Linked DNA regions of Homo sapiens: region 1 is linked to region 2. The links are chromatin loops, found by intact Hi-C in ENCODE. Cell type or tissue: adrenal gland. All regions are shown on one strand. Links, peaks and the distances in the headings refer to the core of each region. The heading gives the core; the rest is flanking DNA.

Evidence for each region. Peaks named below come from ENCODE experiments on the same cell type or tissue, not always from the same donor. Only the 100,000 strongest peaks of a DNase experiment are listed, where the experiment ranks them.
Region 1: a loop joins it to region 2, with 4 times the contacts of the local background. A loop is called at or near these places in 44 of 110 quality-filtered maps.

The regions. Positions count from the first base shown.
Region 1 is chr3:193,569,374-193,574,763 of GRCh38, forward strand. It overlaps a transcript of ATP13A4 not described here. Among named protein-coding and RNA genes, the nearest start is that of ATP13A4, 17 kb to the left of the region's middle. In adrenal gland, for the core only: a CTCF peak has its summit at 3,198 (motif pointing left); a DNase peak (open chromatin) is centred at 3,338.
Region 2 is chr3:193,038,240-193,043,629 of GRCh38, forward strand. No RefSeq gene overlaps it. Among named protein-coding and RNA genes, the nearest start is that of MB21D2, 120 kb to the left of the region's middle. In adrenal gland, for the core only: a CTCF peak has its summit at 3,065 (motif pointing left); no DNase peak of the experiment used is centred there.

The DNA.
Region 1 (5,390 bases), core at 108-5,107, 530 kb after region 2:
AAATGACAACTAAATGCAACTTAGTATCCTGGGTGAGATCCTGGACAGGATAAAAAGCATCAGATAAAAACTAAGGAATTTTGAATAAATTATCAACTCTAGTTAATAGCAACATAGCAGTATTGGGTTTTTGTTTTGGTTTGGTTTTTTTGTTGTTGTTTTTGTTTTTGTTTTTTGTTTTTTGTTTTGAGAGAGGGTCTCGCTCTGTCACCCAGGCAACAATAGCTCACTGCATCCTCAACCTCCCGGGCTCAAGCAGTCCTCCCATCTCAGCCTCCCAAGTAACTGGAACGACAGATGCACGCCACCACGCTCAGCTAATTAAAAAAAAAATTTTGTGTGTGTGCTGACAGGGTCTTGCTACGTTTCCAAGCTGGTCTTGAACTCCTGAGCTCAAGCAATCCTCCCACCGCAGGCTCCCAAAGTGCTGGGATTACAGGTATGAACCACTTCACCCAGCCAGTACTGGTTACTTAATTGTGATAAATAAACCATATTAATGTAAGATATTAACAATGAGGGAAATCGGGTGCGGGGTATATGAGAACTCTCTATGCTATCATCACAATCTTTCAATAAACCTAAAACTATTCAAAAATGGAGAGTTTATTTTTTAAAAATTACGCATACAAATATGCTTTGCCAGCAGGGTGCGGTGGCTCATGCCTGTAATCCCAGCACTTTGGGAGGCTGAGGCAGGAGGATCACTTGAGCCCAGGAGTCTGAGAAAAGCCTGGGCAACAAAGCAAGACCTTCTATCTAAAACAAAACAAAACAAAAAAATTAAAAATTAGCCAGGCGTGGTGGCACACACCTGTAATTCCGGCTACTCAGGAGACTGAGCTGGGAGGATTGCTTGAGCCCAGGAGGTCGAGGCTGCAGTGAGCTGTGATTGTGTAATTGCACCACTGCACTCAAGCCTGGGCAATAGATTGAGACTCTGTCTCAAAAAAATATGTTTGCTTAGTAAGCCACATAATATATGCCTAAATTGTTGTTTTCCTATGTCTTAACATGATTTATAGGTTATTTCTTGTCAGGAAAAGTATTTTATTTCTTAATTATTTATCATTAGAACCATGTATGACATGCTAATTATAAATTATATACTAGCAAAATCTCAATGCATTTTTATTGAATTTTTTATTTTATCATTGACAAATCAGAAGGGGAAACTATCAGGGTGACAGTGAACAGAAGGGAAGGATAAAGGACTGGAATAGAGGCCTAATACCACCACAGTCTTTATCTTTATTTTTTCCTCATACAATTAAACTCAGCCTCTTAGCATATCCTATTCTTGAGTAAAGCAGGGAGGCAGTGTCATAGCGGTGAAACCCACAGGCTCTGAATTCTCACAGACCAGAGCTTGCATCCTGTGTACCAGTTGTGTGGTCAGGGGAAATTATTTATCTCTACAAGCTTCAGGCTCATCATATGGGACCAAAGGATAATAATATCTCCCATGAGGATGGTTGCTAATATTAAATGAGATGACATATATACAATGCTTAGCACAGTGTATATATAAATTCCCAATAATTGGTAGCTATTATTATTATTAAAGGGGTGTAAAATTTGGCCAGACATGGTTGTAAAAGCAAAGTAGAAAATAAGTATCTGGCCAGGTGTGGTAGCTCATGCCTGTAATCCCAGCACTTTGGGAAGCCAAGGCGGGTGGGTCAACTGAGGTCAGGAGTTCGAAACCAGCCTGGCCAACATGGCAAAACCCCGTCTCTACTAAAAATACAAAAATTAGCCGGGCATGGTGGCGTGGGCCTGTGATCCCACCTATTCAAGAGGCTGAGGCAGGAGAATTGTTTGAACCTGGGAGGTGGAGGTTGCCAGTGAGCCGAGATTGCGTTACTGCACTCCAGCCTGGGTGACAAAGCAAGACCTTGTCTCAAAAAAAAAAAAAGAAATATCCATGAGTTCAAAGAGAGATACAAATAAACAATTGAATAAATAAATGGGGAGAATAGATAAATCTTCCGTACAGAATTCCAGATAACTTATGCACACAGGGCTCCTCAGAAAGGGCTACATAACTATTCACTCCTTAACATTGGCTGCTGGTAGTGACTTCCTTCCACAGTGTACAGTATGAGGGGTGAGGAGGAAGTAACTTTACAGTGGAGAAACCTACCAAATATTGCTCAGTCAGGTGATGAAGGTTAATTTCAAAATTGATATGTCATGCTGACAACATGGTGTGATAAGCATGGCACTTTACCTCTTACAGTCTTCCTCCCAAAAACCTACAACTCCTGTCTATCCATGAGAAAAACATCAGACAAACCCCAATTGAAGGGCATTTTATAAAACACGTAATACCCCTCAAAGCTGTCAAGGTCGGCACAAACAAGGAGAATCTGAGGAAATGTCATGGTCTAGGTGAGCCTAAGGAGACATAACGCATCAATCTAATGTGGTATCTTGAATGGAATCCTGGTACATGAAAAGGACATTAGGCCTGTGAAATAAAATAATAATAATAATAAAAAGGACGTTAGGTAAAACTAAAGAAAACTGAGTTATGGACTTTAGACTTTAGTTAATACTAACACATCAGTCTTGGTTTACTTGTTGTAATAAATGCACCATACTAATGTAAGATGTTAACAAAACAGGAAGCCGCCCAAGCAGGCAGATGGCTTGGGCCAGGAGTTCAAGACCAGCCTCAGCAACATGGCAAAACCCCGCCTCTACAAAACATACAAAATAATAATAATAGCCAGGCAACACATGCCTGTAGTCCCAGCTACTCGGGAGGCTAAAGTGGGAGGATTGCCTGAGCTCCAGAGGCAGAGGTTGCAGTGAGCCGAGATCATGCCACTGCACTCCAATCTGGGGGACACAATAAGACCCTGTCTAAAAAAATAGGGGAAACTGACTTTGTTTGGGGTATATGGGAACTCTCTATCCTATCTTCATAATTTTTCTGTAACTCTAAAACTATTGTAATATAAAAAGTTCAGGTTTTAAAAAAGCAGTGGGAATAGAATGTTTGTTACAGTAATTGAGAACTACCTATTTTAAACTTACAGCAGTCTTGCCTTTGTTTATTAATTTGTTAAAATAATTGAATACTCCATGATAGCAATGTGCGAATTTGGATCTAGATGGATGGTATGAACCAGTTTAGGTTTAAAAAACGAACAGAACATCCTCGGTTTAGTGGGACGCCTCTGCCCCCTAGTGTCTTAACATTCAATCTGCGTTTAGTGGCAAAGGACAGCCTGCAAGCTTCAGTCACTTGATGTTTCAAGGTCTGGACAAGAGTGGAGACATTCTCAGAGCCTCTGATCTACTAGAATCGTACTCCAGTTTGTTCATATACCCAGAAACTATGCACCGCTGAGTGGTCCCTGAAGACGTTAGTACATGCACGTGATGGAACCAGCTGATGGGAATGTAAAGGGCAGGAGGGCAGTTTGACATGTGAATAGGAAGCCTTACAAATGTGTATAGGCCAGGTGCAGTGTGACTCACGCCTGTAATTCTAGCACTTTGGGAGGCTGAACTGGGCAGATCACTTGAGCTCAGGAGTTCGAGACCAACCTGCGCAATATGGTGAAACACCTTCTTTACAAAAAAAAAAAAAATTACAAAAATTAGCTGGGCATGGTGTGCACACCTGTGGTCCCAGTTACTCGGGGTGGGGGGCAGGGGTTGGGGGGAGGGGAGTAAGGGCTGAGGTGGGAGGATGGTTTGAGTCTGGGAGGTGGAGCTTGCAGTGAGCCGAGATCACCGACATGGTTTAAATGTTCATGATATAATGTTTAGCAAAACTCTAAACAGTGTGACCAAAACTTTAAGAAATACCACAGATTAATATATAAAACTTTAAGGAATACCACAGATGAACTTTAACGAATACCACAGCCATATATATATATATACATATATATATATACACATATATATATATATACATATATATATATATATATAATTTGTATCTACTATGCTAGCAGCATCTGAGACACACATCTGTGGTCCCACCAGGACTTTTATCTCAGCCTTATCTCAGCCCTTCACCATCTGGTGACAAATGACTCTCTGGAGCACCTTCCCAAGGCTCCTGGGCCACAGGCAATTGGGAGTGTGGCCTTGCCCATTTCTTCTCACTGCCGCTGCAACAGGCTGGCATGAGGGGCTCCTCTGTGAACCTCCTTCCCTGCCTTCTCAGGTTTCCCCAGGAATCACAGTATAGTTTTTCTCCACTCGAGGTTCCCATCCCCACCACTCTAGGACTTCTAGCATTCCACAAGGTGTGAGATCATCTCTGAGATTTACAGCAGCACCCAAATCCAGTCACACTTACCAAATCTCTCCTAGCTCAGCTGTGGAATTTTATCAAATCCCAGCTCTTATATCATTCATTCTTCCAAAATCGATTATTTATAAAATAAAATTTAGCCTTTGTACACAAAAGTCAGACTTTAAAATTCAAAATCCTTTTTCTCTGGGTAAGGTCTCTTCCAGAAACTTCAAAAATCGATTTAGAAAAGTTAAGTGCTAATAATTGTTTTATTTCTTTCTCTTTGCATTCCTGCTATAACCTTACCCTGAATGCACATAGAAAGGCCTTGTGGGTGGTTGAATGATGAGGGGAGGGAGGAGAGTAAACAGGAACTAATCTACATACAGACATGTATATATGTGCATATATGCATACATGTTTATATAAAGAATAGAGAAATTCATTCTAAAAAAGTTTTAATGATTATCTATGCATCATTTCTTCTTTTTAACTAATTTTCCATATTTTCCAAATTTCAGAAACAAGTTTTATATAATCAGAAAAAGAAAATTACATATAAAAAAGAAACAGATAAGATGTCTGCCTCCGGCATCACCACCCGTAGTGAAGGAAGGAAAGTAGGGAACACAAGCTTTCTGTTGGCCACATCTCAAGCTCTCCTCTTTGCAGTTCCTGGTACTTGATCTTTGACCCTACTGATCACTCTCTTCTTGAAACACTTTTTCCTTAAATTTTGGAACACCAAGCTGTCTTAAGCTCTTTTTGTAGTTCTCTGTCCGTCAAAAACCTAGATCTCAGCCAGGCACAGTGGCTCACTCCTGTAATCCCAGCACTTTGGGAGGTCAAGGTGGACAGATCACTTGAGGTCAGGAGTTCAAGGCCAGCCTGGCCAACATGGTGAAACCCTGTCTGTAATAAAAACACAAAAATCAGGTGGGTGTGGCATGCACCTGTAATCCTAGCTACTTGCGAGGCTGAGTCAGGAGAATCACTTGAACCTGGGGCAGGGAGGTTGCAGTGAGCCAAGATTACACCACTGCATTCCAGCCTGGGTGACAGAGTGAGACTCCATCAAAAAACAAACAAAACAAAAAACCTAGATCTCAAGCCTGAGTCTGATTCT
Region 2 (5,390 bases), core at 273-5,272:
TGCTTATTTACACTGAGTCTTCCCTTCCTGAAATACTGCTTGTCTTTCCATTTATTCAGGTCTTTGTTTATGCATTTTCATAAGTAATATAGTTCTTGCATTTCTAGAAATTTTACAGTTTTGGTTGCTGTTGTGATTGTGATTTTTATTTTGTATTTTCTAATTGGCTTTGCTAATGTGTAGGAAAGCTATTGATCTTCAATCTAACTACATTGCTGAACTCCTAATCTTTATACTTAAAAAAATTGATTCTTGTGGATTTTCTAGATAGGTGATCATATTAACTGAAAAAATATCTCAGCTTTTTCGCCATAATAATAGATTTGTTTGTTCCTTTATTTTGTCTTGTTACTGGATAAGATCTCTAGGATGATGTCAAATAAGAGTGGTGATTGTAGAGGGCATCTTTAACTCATTTTGTATCTAACTGGAAATGTTTCTAATGTTATTATGAAATTTACTTTAGGTTCTTGGTACAGGGCCTCTTTCTAGTATGGGAATTTTCTGTTGGCTTTTAATCAATCAGGAATAGCTGTTCAATTTTATCAAAAATTTTTTTTTCTGCACTAATTTTGGTTCCTGTTGAGATTACCTTAGTTTAACTTATTTTTTTTTTGGTTAATGTAGTGAATTACATGAATGAAATTTCTGCTCATGCCATTTTGTACTCCTCTTACTGGCTTACCAGTTTTAATCTTTTAAAATGGTACTTGTTTGCATGCCTGCCACCCTCCTCATCCCCCCAAAAAAAACCCTGAAAGTTCCTTGAAAACCATGTAACTTTCATGTTGTGGATTCTCAATTAATGTTGATTGATACATCTTTATAAAAATTTACATTTATTATGTCAGCTGAGTAATACTGCAGCCATGCAGTTAGATATTATTCTTAAGTTTTAAATATTATAAACTGAAGTTTGGCTTTGAGGACTCAAACCAGGTTAGAGCGAGGGCTAGGTCCAGAGCTAGGTCTCAAATTTAAGTTCTGTTACTTAAGGGCAAATGCTCTTTTTGCTGATTCATGGATAAAAATGTTCTTAGATCTGTGGCATTCATCATCAGAGGCAGTGTTCACATTTTCCACATTTGTTGGAGACCCTGGGCAGCTCCGAAATGGTGTTCTCACTACCTGAATGGTAGTGAATGATGCTTCCTAACTGAAGGGGAAAGGATTGATCTGGTGATCGTTTTCATATTAGGCCCCATTATTGACCAATACTCAACCAGCCCGATTCAAGTGCTGTTATAAATACATACAGCAAAATGAGTTTCATTAAAAGACTCTTGATGCTCCTTACAGGGGCCTGATACTGAATCCCAGGCAATTATCAAAACTTGACTTCTTTTAGAATCACAGAAGGTCAAAGTTGGCAGGGCCCTTAGAGCTAATCCGTGCCACCATCCTTGAGCCCTCCTCACCCCCCACTTTTAATAGATGGGTAAAATGAGATTCAGGGGAAAAAATGACTTTCGCAAGTCATGTTATGCATTACCAAATATCTCAGGAGGTCTAGAACTACCTTATTTTAATATGGTTTAATTATTTGTTTGCTCTCACAGACAAAAGAAAGGGTTAGCTGTGTAATCTTTGCTCCTTACTCTGAGATAGCAGGGCACTTAAGTGGATGTTGGGCAAAAATCAGATCCATTTTAAAACAAATTTGGAAATGAAAATGGTGGCAGTGGTAACTGTCAATTGCATGGGCTTCAGGGGAAGTTTTGTAGACCTAGATACTTTCCCAGCTCCTACCAGGGAGGCGATGATCATAGAGATTGAATCCCAAGTGGAGTCCTGGTCTTTTTCTTAGTGAAACCAGATCTGATATGCTGTTGATTTTGGATTCACAGCCTTTTGTCACCATGTAAATAATAATTCCTTAAATTAAAAAATCTTCTTTTATTGTCCCAACATGTGATAAAACAATAAGTATCAATTGGACTGTACTTCATAGCGGACACGTTTCATCACAGCACCAGCATTATTGTATTATCCTCACTGTCAAGACGGAAAGCAAAACCAAGTCTAGGGAACACTTTGGTTCCCCAAGTAGAGTACTGGAAAGCAATTTTTTTTAAAAGGTGGTTAAAATGACTTGCCACAAGCCTATTTAGTTTCACTAGACACACTGCAAAGATATTTAGTTAGATGTAGTCTCTGTTCTCTGAAACTTTAGTTTTGCAATATATCCAGAAGATTGTCATATTGCCATAAGAAGTAACAGGAAATAATATATTTTAACAAACTCAAACATTATGTTAATAAACATACATATAAATAAATAAGGCTTTTAAAAATGGTGAGGTATAGGGTGTTTTGGGTGTGTGTGTGGTGGAATAGGTTATGAAACATCACAAATTTTGATGTGAAATAATAAGTAGAATATATTCCCTCCAGAAAACCTCACCACCCTCCTCTCACTCTGATCTTTTTTTTTTTTTTTTTGCATTTTCAGGACCCCCAATTCAGTTGATGGTATTGTTGCTTATTCATGTTGATATGTTATTTTGTAACCATTTTCAAGTTGTTTCATACTTGATCTTCCTAACAAGACTTACTGTAAGATCCTGAAAAATATGACCAGATTTGTAATTTTATCCAGAATCTCTGCAGCTAGAAGGTGTTCAGTTAATGCACATGTTTGAATATGGTAATGTGGATTAACATGTGGGAGACACAGAGACAATCCAACAAAAACATTAATCAGATCCAAAATGTACATCTCTGCTTCAAACACCAGACAACAATAAAGGCATTTTAAAAGGCTCCAGCAAATGGGAGGCTCAGAGAAGGGCTTATGCTGCAGTGGTGGGGCAGGAGAGCAAATGATTTTCCCCTAATTGAGCTTCTAAGAAGACTTTGTTCCCTGTAACTTTTCTATATATTCATCTCCCTGTAGTTTAAAACAACATAAGACAAACAAGAATAAGGGTCTTCAACTCATATACCTCCCCATGAGATTTCCTTGGTTGCCTGAAGAAGTCTCCAGAAAATACCTGTTAGAGGTAACACAGGCAGGAAATGCCTAGCAAACAAAATGCTGCCACCTTCTGGTAAAATAGTACAGAATATTTTCTCCCCCTGTCATTTTTACACACACACACACACACACACACACACACGAATTATCCTAGTAACAATAACATTTATATCATGCTTTATAGCTAGCAAACACTTACATGTGCATGATCTCATTTAATGCTCACAAAATCCTTATGAGGTAGCTTTTATTACCCACATTTGACAGAAAAAGCAACTGAGGTTCTCAGAGAGTATGTCACTTCCAGAAGGTCACACAGTGATTGGCAGATGCATACTTAAACCTTAACACAAGTGAACCTGCATTATGCTTTAACACAAATGAAGAGTGAACCATTATTTCATGCATTGACAAATACTAAACACATCGGCCATGCACTCAGCAGCAATGTGTGGAGTCTTTTGTCTGATCACATCATATCACAGCTTTGTATTACAGTATGTGACTAACACATCTTTCTTTCTGGCTCTGCAGAGTGCAACAGTGTCCCTGTGAACTGAATTTTAGGAGATGGGGATAGAGTGGGGATAGAGCAAACCCTTCTCTGTCACCCTTGAACCAGGCAAGATACACATTCTACTCTTTTACCCTTAACATTTTCTCAGTAATCTTAAAATGCAAATTGGTGTCCTTTTAATAATTCAAAATCCATAGTACTGGCTCCCATGCCCAGCTTCATATCCCATGGCATGCCCCATGCACCCTATCTCATGCATGAACCCTGGTCATTCTTTTTCAGATGTTAGGTACTTTTAGCAGCTTTTCCATTTGACTCTGCTTAGCAATATCCTATTCATCCTTCAATACTACCTCCTCTATTAATGCTTCCCTGATCTCTTTAATGCATATTCAGTGCCTTCCCAGCCACCAGTGAGGCTTAGTTCCTTCAGTTTTTATGATAGCTTATTGTTTTCCTTTCTATGAGTCTGTCTCACTAGTGTGTCCACCTAGAAGGTAGAGAACGATCCTCATTAATTTCTATAACCCCCAACAAAACTCTGTATAAGTGTTCAGTAAATATTTGACTGTTATTGAATTGTCATAGAAAAGCCTGTAAGCACCACCTGATTGTAAGAGCTAGGGTAAATTTTACTAAAATGAGGAGCATAAGGGAGCTGTGTGATAGTCATTGCTTATAAAATCAAGGAGAGACTAGCAAAGGTAGGAATCCCACCTCCATTCTCACATTTATTCTTCTCTGTGCAGGACCAATAATTTTTAGAAAGATGTTTCTAAATTTCCTTCCTTCCCCATCCTTAGCTGTGCACCAAATTGTCAAATTCCTGCCAAGAGAAAGCATTCCTGTTAGAGTCCCCTGTTGGATTGACAGTATTTGCAATCAGAATATTGATCTCCAAGAAGGCTTTTCTGGTCCTGTGCCTATACAATATTGGCTGCAGGATAATACTCATGTACATATTCTAGTGGAATTCTAGCTTTGTTATGAGATTTCTCTTCACTTTTTTTTTTTTTAGATGGAGTTTTGCTCTTATTGCCCAGGCTGGAGTGCAATGGCATGGTCTCAGCTCACTGCAACTTCCGCCTCCGGGATTCAAGTGATTCTCCTGCCTCAGCCTCCCAGGTAGCTGGAATTACAGGCTCCCGCCACCATGCCCGGCTAATTTTTGTGTTTTTAGTAGAGACGGGGTTTCACCATGTTGGCCAGACTGGTCTCGAACTCCTGACCTCAGGTGACCCACCCACTTTGGCCTCCCAAAGTGCTGGGATTACAGGCGTGAGGCACCACGCCTGGCCTTCTCTCTCATTTTTATTTTGAAGTAATTTTTAACCCAGAAAAGTTGCAGAAATAGTATGAAGAATTCCCATAATTTATTCCCATTAATTTATACTATGGTCTTTTTGGAGGGCATTTTGCATCTAAAAAATGATTTACCAACATACAAGGATATTAAAAGCATTATTCATGATAGCAAAAATTGGGAATGACCTAAATATTTCAAAAAAGAGGATTAGCTACATAATTATATCAAAATGATGAATTTTCAGTCATTAAAAATAAAATTATTTAAAAATATTTACAGGGAAATGCTCAATATATTATTTTCCTGGTGCTGCCATAACAAAATACCATAGACCTTGTAACATAAACAACAGAAATTGATTTATCACAGTTCTGGAGAACAAAAGTCCAAGATCAGGGTGCCAGCAGGGTTGCTGTCTCCTGAGGCCTCTGTCCTTGGCTTGCAGCTGGCCTCCTTCTTGCTGTGTTTTCACATGGTCCTTTCTCTGTGTTTGTACATTCTTGGTGTCTCTCCCTTTTCTTTTTTCTTTTTTTTTTTAAGATGGAGTCTCACTCTGTCACCCAGGTTGGAGTGCAGTGGCATGATCTCGG